Regions from separate parts of the Homo sapiens genome. Here region 2 is linked to region 1. Evidence: read pairs that join two places in POLR2A ChIA-PET (ENCODE). Cell type or tissue: MCF 10A. All regions are shown on one strand. Links, peaks and the distances in the headings refer to the core of each region. The heading gives the core; the rest is flanking DNA. Region 1 has its middle 180 kb from the start of LINC00581. Region 2 has its middle 28 kb from the start of LINC00581.

Region 1 (4,397 bases), core at 252-4,251:
ACATTGACTTAGGAACCTTCAGAAATGAAGACCCAAAGACCCAGAGAAAACTGTTTTTTGATACTTAGGTTAGCTGAATGAGCAGCCACAGCTGGATAAAAAGGGATGTGACCTAACGGTAATAAACTGGGGGAAACTTAGTAAGACTTGTTGGTTCAGATTCTTCTCTGTGTGTTCATTCTTTTCCTTCAGGCACAGGACAGGATATCTGCCACATGAGGGTCTTCAGGGGAAAAGGGAGGGAAAAGGTCAGAGACATCTTCCTGCTTCTGCTGTTTTTGCAAATGCCCCGGTGCCATATTTCGGGGTAGTATTTCCTGCACCCATCATTAGGATATTCCTGAGTCTAATTTTTCCCTAATTTCTTTATGCATATATAAGGAAGAAGCTGAGGCAAAATTAATATAAGCAGAGAGTTTATTTGGGCCAACCTTTTAGGATTGCAGCCTGGGACCATAGATTCAAGTCGCCCTTGCTATACACTCCCATCAGCAGCAGTTAAAATTGAGGTTTTTTTTTTCTTTTTTCTTTTTGAGACAGGGTCTCACTCTGTTACCCAGGCTGGAGTGTATGGCACAATCTCAGCTCACTGCAACCTCTGCCTCCCGGGTTCAAGGGATTCTCCTGCCTCAGCCTCCCAAGTAGCTGGGACTACAGGTGCCTGCCACTACGCCCAGCTAATTTTTGTATTTTTAGTAGAGACACGGGGGTGTCACCATGTTGGCCAGGCTAGTCTCGAACTGCTGACCTCAGGTGATCCGCCCACCTTGGCCTCCCAAAGTGCTGGGATTACAGGTGTTAGCCACTGTGCCCAGCCCAAAAGTGAGTTTTGGTTTTGTTTTGTTTTGTTTTGACAGAGTTTCCCTCTTGTTGCCCAGGCTGGAGTGCAATGGAGCAATCTCGGCTCACCGCAATCTCTGCCTCCCGGGTTCAAGTGATTCTCCTGCCTCAGCCTCCCGAGTAGCTGGGATTACAGGCCTGTGTCACCATGCCTGGCTAGTTTTGTATTTTTAGTAGAGATGGGGTTTCTCCATGTTGGTCAGGCTGGTCTTGAACTCTCGACCTCAGGTGATCTGCCAGCCTTGGCCTCCCAAAGTGCTGGGATTACAGGTGTGAGCCACTGCACCTAGCCTCCAAAAGTGAGTTTTTAAAGGGAAAGAAGACAGCTGGGCACGGTGGCTCATGCCTGAAGTGCCAGCACTTTGGGAGGCTAAGGCGGGCAGATCACTTGAGGTCAGGAGTTTGAGACCCACCTGGCCAACATGGTGAAACCCCATCTCTACTAAAAATACAAAAAAATTAGCCGGGCAAGGTGGCACACACCTGTAATCCCAGCTACTCGGGAGGCTGAGGCACAAGAATCACTTGAACCTGGGAGGTGGAGGTTGCAGTGAGCCGATATTGCGCCACTGCACTGTAGCCTGGGCGATAGAGCTAAACTCAGTCTTAAAAAAAGAAAAGCCATAAAGGGAAAGAAGAGACAGTTCCCGAGATGTTTACCAAAAATTTACATTAAAATCACATAAGCTGTTGATTGGCTATGCATCGTTCTTTGTACCACAGATTCCAGAAACATAAAGATAATGGTGAGGTAGCTAGTCGTGAACAAAATGACTTTAAACAATTGCCCCCAGGTATGGGGTTGGGGGCTTGACTGATATCCCGTACTCACATCTCTCTGGGCCTGCATACCTCACATAGCTTAGATTGCTTTGAGCTATTTTCCTTTTCTCATCACATATATGGGATAATATCATACAAGAAATAATGAATGCATAAACATTCCCATGGTGTGGCTGTATCCTAATTCATCTTTTGATCTCTTTGTTTCCAGTTTTTTGCCACTGTGAACAAAGCTGCAATAAACACTGTTGAATGTATGTCCTTAAATACCATTTCTGTGGGATAGATTCCCTGGAGTGCTGAGTTAAAGTATATGTGCATTTTATTTTTTATGGACGTGGCCAAATTACTTTCCTGAAAGGCTGTAACAACACTTCACATTTCAGCCGGCAAGATGAATACGTGAGCACCCTTCTCATCCACACTGTGGCTGGCATTTGGTATTTGTTGCTTCTTTGTTTAGTCTGCCTACTAGGTGTAAAGCGACACCTCATTGTTATTTTAATTGCATTTCCTTCACTACTGGAGTCGTTGAACACCTTTTCATGTTTCTTTACCATTTTAAGTTGCTTTGTGTTGAATTCCCTGCAATTGCTTGCTTTTCTGTCTCCCTGGAATATAAACTCACCAGGGCAGGTACCAAGTGTGTCTTACTACTCTGGTTGTTATTTCTGGTTCCTATGATAGTTGGCAGCAAATAGTAAATGCTCAATAAAAAGTTTTTCAACAAATGAGTGAATATCCTTCAACACAGCAATCCTCCTCCAGGAGCTACAGCCATGTTCCACATAATATTTCAGTCAACAACGGACCATATATACTACCGTGGTCCCATAAGATTATAATGCAGTTGAAAAATTCCTGCCACCCAGTGACATCGTAGCCATCATAACGTCATAGCACAGACATAACTCACGTGTTTGTGGTGATGCTGATGTAAAGAAACCTACTGTGCCACCAGTCATGTAAAAGTATAGCACATACAATTATGCACAGTACATAATTGATAATGAGAATAAATGATGATGTTGCTGGTTTATGTATTTACCATACTTTTTATTATTATTTTAGAGAGTACTCCTACTTATACAAAAAAAAGTTGGCCGGTCGCGGTGGCTCACGCCTGTAATCCCAGCACTTTGGGAGGCTGAGGCCGGTGGATCGCGAGGTTGGGAGATCGAGATCATCCTGGCCAACATGTTGAAATCCTGTCTCTACTAAAATACAAAAAATTAGCTGGGCGTGGTGGCGCGTAACTGTAGTCCCAGCTACTCAGGAGGCTAAGGCAGGGGAATTGCTTGAACCCGGAAGGCAGAGGTTGCCGTGAACTAAGATCATGCCACTGTACCCCAGCCTGGCAACAGGGCAAGACTCTGTCTCGAAAAAAAAAAAAAAAAGTTAACTGTAAAACAGCCTTAGGCAGGTCCTATAGGAGGTATTCTAGAAGAAGTCATTGTCATTATAGTAAATGACAGCTCCCTGTGTGTTATTGCCCCTGAAGACATTCCAGATGAACAAGATGTGGAGGAGGAAGACAGTGATATTGATGATCCTGACTCTGTCCAGGACTAGGCTCATGTGTATGTGTCTTCGTTTTTAACAAAAAAGATTAAAAAGTAAAAAAAAATAAAAATAAAAAAATTTAAAAATAGAAAAATGCTTCTAGAATAAAGTTATACAGAAAGAAAATATTTTTCTTATAATGTGTTTGTGTTTTAAGCTAAGTGTTACTACAAAAGAGTCAAAAAGTTTAAAAAATTAAAAAGATTATAAAATAAATAAGTTACAGTAAGCTAAGGTTAACGTATTACTAAAGAAAGAAGGCCAGGCGCGGTGGCTCACGCCTATAATCCCAGCACTTTGGGAGGCCAAAGCAGGTGGATCACCTGAGGTCAGGAGTTCAACACCAGCCTGGCCAACATGGTGAAACCCCGTCTCTACTAAAAATACAGAAAAATTAGCCAGGTGTGGTGGCTTGCGCCTGTAGTCCCAGCTACTCGGGAGGCTGAGGTAGGAGAATGGCTTGAACCTGGGAGGTGGAGGTGGCAGTGAGCTGAGATCGCTCCATTGCACTCCAGCCTGGGTGACAGAGCAAGATTCGGTGACAAAGCAAGATTCCATCGCAAAAATAAAGAAGGAAAAGGAAGGAAGGAAAGAAAGAAAGGGAAAGAGAGAGAGAAAGGAAGAGAAAGAATGAAGAAAGAAAGAATTTTTTGTTTTTACAAATTTTGTGTAGCCTAAGTGTACAGTGTTTCTAAAGTCTACAGTAGTGTACAGTAATATCCCAGGCTTTCACATTCACTCACCACTCACCAACTCACCCAGAGCAACTTCCCGTCCTGCAAGCTCCGTTCATGGTAAGCATGCTAGACAGGTGTACCTTTTTTTAATCTTTTATATCATATTTTTACTGTACTTTTTCTATGTTTAGCTATACAAATACTTCCTATGTGTTACAATTGCTTGGAATATTCAGTATGGTAACATGCTGTGCAGACTTGTAGCCTGGGAGCAATAGACTGTACTGTACAGCTTAGGTGTGTGGTAGGCTCTGCCAGAGGTTTGTGTAAGTACGTTCTATGATGTTTACACAATGACGAAATTGCCTAATGATGCATTTCTCAGGAGGTATCCCTGTCATTAAGTGATACATGACAGTATATTAAAGAAATAATAATGATTGTGTGCGAGAATTTATTCACAAGAATGTTCATTATAACATGGTAACTGGAAACAAACTAGAAGTTTTAATAAATGAAGTTATAAAATAAAAT
Region 2 (4,397 bases), core at 106-4,105, 160 kb before region 1:
CATTTACCTAGATTATTATATTGTAAGCTTCCAAATAGAAATTTTTAAAATACCTTTTGGAGTCATTGGCATCTAGAAGAAAACTATATATTATTTCTAAGTTCTATGCTGCATTTTAATTATAACACAATTTTTTTTAGAAGGAATCTCACTTTGTCCCCCAGGCTGGAGTACAGTGGCGCGATCTTGTCTCACAGCAACCTCCGCCTCCCTGGTTCAAGCAATTCTCCCTGCCTCAGCCTCCCCAGTAGCTGGGATTACAGGGGTTTGACCATGTTGGCCAGGCTGGTCTTGAACTCCTGACCTTAGGTGATCCACCCACTTCAGTCTCCCAAAGTGCTGGGATTACAGGCGTGAGCCACCGCGCCTGGCATAATACAGTTTTTAATGTATTTTGGCTTCATGTAAGAAAATTGCATTTTAGGCTGGACGCGATGGCTCACGCCTGTAATCCCAGCAATTTGGGAGGCTGAAGCGGGCGGATCACCTGAGGTCAGGAGTTCGAGACCAGCCTGGCCAACATGGCGAAACCCTGTCTCTACTAAAAATAGAAAAAATGAGCAGAGCGTGATGGTGGGTGCCTGTAATCCCAGCTACTCGGTAGGCTGAGGCAGAATTGTTTGACTCCAGGAGGCAGAGGTTGCAGTGAGCAGAGATGGCGCCACTGCACTCCAGCCTGGGCAAGAGAGTGAGACTCAGTCTCAAGAAAAAAAAAAGAAAAAGAAAAATTGCATATTGCATTTTAAATCAAATGCTTTATAAAAGACCTCCACTTGCCTAGATTTTAGACACATTTTGTCTTTTAGACACAAAGAGTGACAGAGGGTGGTTGCAGAGGAGCTTGCAAAATAAAGGAACCAAGGTAGAGCTGATGAGAGGCAGAAAGGAAGATCCTAAACTGGGAGGTGTGTCTGTCTGGACAAGATTAAGATTCGAGTAAACCCCAATTGAAACATATGATATTCCCTGTAAGGAAAACCGTGGCTGAGTGCCTCTGTGGACAGCATAAGCCTGCCTAAAATGTCTTCTATTGGGCCGGGCTTGGTGGCTCGCACCTATAATCCCAGCACTTTGAGAGGCCGAGGTGGGAGGATCATGAGGTCAGGGGTTTGAGACCAGCCTGGCCAACGTGGTGAAACCCCGTCTCTACCAAAAATATAAAAATTGGCTGGGAGTGGTGGCAGGTGCCTGTAATCCCAGCTACTCGGGAAGCTGAGGCAGGAGCATCATTTGAACCTAGGAGGCGGAGGTTGCAGTGAGCCGAGATTGCACCACTGCACTCCAGCCCGGGTGACAGAGCGAGACTCCATCTCACACAAAAAAAAAAAAAAAAAAGTCTTCTATTGAATGCAAGCAATGAAAACAGGGTTCTTTTTAATCAAGTGAAAAAGACTTACTTTCAAGAAGTGAGTTTGCTAGGCCTGGAAACTTAATGATTGAATTAAAGAAAATACTTCTCCACACAGATCTGGCTGCAAGACCTGTGAGAACACTTGGTTAATGCGGTCAACCTTCCTTGGCATCGTGGTATGTGTAACACAGGATTAATAAACTGAGGCCCTCGGGAGGTCTGTGAACACCCTGAAATTCTATATAAGTTTTACAACTATGTGCACATTTGCATTTTTATGATAACATGCATTTTTTTCCAATGGCTTTTATCAAGCTCTCAAAGGGGCCAATGACCCAAAAAGGTTGAAAATTAATACAATAGAAAAAGCATGAGCTTTGGATCAGAGAGAATTGAGTTCAAATTTGTAATTTACTAACGCGGGAACTTGAATGACTTGCATTTTTAGAATTACAATACATCCTTATATATAATTGTATATTTTAAAATAATATTTAAGTACCTAGTACAGTGTCTACCACATACTAGGTACTTTGTGAGTGTAACTTTTTTATATATATCTCATCCTATAAATAGTCTGGAATCCCAGATCTCCCAATTTTTTTCTGACAGAGCCTGAATTTTGTTCAAGTGACTACTACCTTCTCATGTGCCTTGGTGGGTCTAAACTACGTAAATATTCTCTTTCCCTTTGTTACTGACCCTTAGGCAATCTCTACCATTGGGACCACGTTATGGACTTCCCCTGTATTTGCCATATATTAACAATGATTCACATACACATTTCATGGTATCTTGCTTAACACATTGCAAAGCCCTCTTACCACTGTAAAACAGTACATGTCCTTGAGAAGTATGGTAGCAGAGCCATAAAACACATCTCCCTAGCCCAACACTTCTCATCTCTGGAATGCATGCCAGCTGCTTTAGGAGTTGCTCTCAGTTGCTGTCTATGATCTTGACTAATATCAGGGGACTTCCTGATGTTCCCCCTGTGACAGAGCATTCTGTTGGCTTGCAAAGACAAATAGTTGAGGACTCACAACAATCATTTTACACGTCAAATCCTCAACTTGGGCTGTCAACTCTGAGAGCAGACTCCACTTCTCATTTACTTGGCATCTGCTCATCAAGCTTCCTCGAGAGCAGGAGCAGCCTTTCCAGGGGCATGACAGCCAACTCTGTCCACTAGTTACAGGTAGATGACTCATGGAAGCAACGTCTGCATGCCTTTTATAAAAACAAAAATACAGATTTTTAAAAAGTAAATACATCAGCCATACAGAAGTCGAATTCAGGCATGCACCAGAAAAACAACATACTGACTTAGCTTTTGAAATATCAGTTCTAGGGTTTATGGGATGGCTGGTTAACATTTTCCTTATTTTTTTTTTTTTAGATGCAGTCTCGCTCTGTCACCCAGGCTGAAGTGCAGTGACGCAATCTCAGCTCACTGCAACCTCTGCCTCCTGGGTTTAAGCAATTCTCTGCCTCAGCCTCCTGAGTAGCTGGTATTACAGGTGCGTGCCACCATGCCCAGCTAATTTTTTTTTTTTTTTAGTAGAGGCAGGGTTTTACCATCTTGGCCAGGCTGGTCTTGAACTCCTGACCCCGTGATCCACCCACCTCAGCCTCCCAAAGTGCTGGGATTACAGGCATGAGCCACTGCTCTTGGCCCTCACATTTTACTTTCAATCCAAGAGTCTAATTTGTGGGTTCAGGACATCTAGGCCTTAGCTAATCATGTAATTTTAACTACGGAGTCTTCTTTCTGGGGATCGAGGTGAACTGACCTGTTGAGTTCTTATTTCATTCAACATCCATATAAATCTGAGCCCCCCTACCACATGCTGTAATGGGGTAGGTTTAGCATTTCCCCAGTATCTGTAAGAATTCTCAGGAACCTCCTGGTGTTCTTTGTCTCTCACCCTGACTTCTGTGTCCAGTAAACTCTGCCTCTTCCTTCCTGCAGCTGCTCTATTCTCCATCCCCCATTTCCAAGGACCAGTCTCTAGGCTTTATTCCCGAGGTTGCACTAACACAAGCTCTTATGAATAGTTACCTTTCCCTAAAGTCTTGGGACCAAAGCGGTCACATCATGGTATAGAATAGGCAGCAACTTGAAAACAAATGAAGACATCTCTATGCAAAAGTGCCTAGCCCATCTGTAACCCTCCAGGCATTTCTTCCTGGTTTCCCTCTCTTTGGCAAGTTGACAAGCCTCCTCTTTCTTTGAACCCAGAGAATCCTCTTCCTACCTACCTCTCTTCTTTCCATTCCAAGGCTCCTTGACTTCCTCACCCACTGGAGAAGACTAAAATGTGTTCTGCTACTTTGTTATATGAAATAATTTAGTTATTTTTGTTGCAACTTCTTTGTTCCATAGGGATCAAAGAAGCCAGATGTTTTCCTAACAAAATAGTATCTCATGCCTTGCCCAGTGGTCCCCTCTCCCCTGCTTGTTAATTCAGAGCAGTATTTTTTGTGTGTGTCTAAAATAACCACTTTGTTTCCTTCCCACTAAACAAGAAATACACTTATGGACCATAAGTGTATCCATATCCATCCAGAATTTTCCTTTTTTAAGACTTGGTTCTAAATTATTACAGTCTTTTTCTATGTGAATCCTCCTGGGGAACTCCTAAAGAAATAATCCCAAAACAATCAAACAAATAAAAGCTATGTTCAGGAAGATATTCATCGCAGAGTTATTATAATAGTAAAAATTTGAAAACAACCTGGAAGTCCAGTAATGGTTAAGTAAATGATTATATAGCTACTCAGTGGAGTATTCTATAGTCATTAGAAGGATAGTCAAAAAGACATAAAGCAATAAGGAGAATAACTATGATATAGCACATTTCAAAAACAGGATGTAAACTTATATAGATGATGGTAGCAAACTATGTTTCCAAATGCATGTTTAGGAAGCATTTGGAAAGAAGTGTCGGAAAGTGCAAAGGGAGGTAGTGTCAGAGTAATAAGGACTATGATTTTTTGTTTGTTTTTCTCTATATAGCAAATTCTCCATAATAAAATCATACTC

The links. Peaks named below come from ENCODE experiments on the same cell type or tissue, not always from the same donor. Only the 100,000 strongest peaks of a DNase experiment are listed, where the experiment ranks them.
Region 2: POLR2A ChIA-PET joins it to region 1 with 5 read pairs; 2 of 35 experiments call an interaction of 5 or more read pairs at or near these places.

The regions. Positions count from the first base shown.
Region 1 is chr6:21,325,190-21,329,586 of GRCh38, reverse strand. No RefSeq gene overlaps it. Among named protein-coding and RNA genes, the nearest start is that of LINC00581, 180 kb to the left of the region's middle. RefSeq lists an enhancer at 1,762-2,605. In MCF 10A, for the core only: no CTCF peak of the experiment used is centred there; no DNase peak of the experiment used is centred there.
Region 2 is chr6:21,481,389-21,485,785 of GRCh38, reverse strand. No RefSeq gene overlaps it. Among named protein-coding and RNA genes, the nearest start is that of LINC00581, 28 kb to the left of the region's middle. In MCF 10A, for the core only: no CTCF peak of the experiment used is centred there; a DNase peak (open chromatin) is centred at 2,535.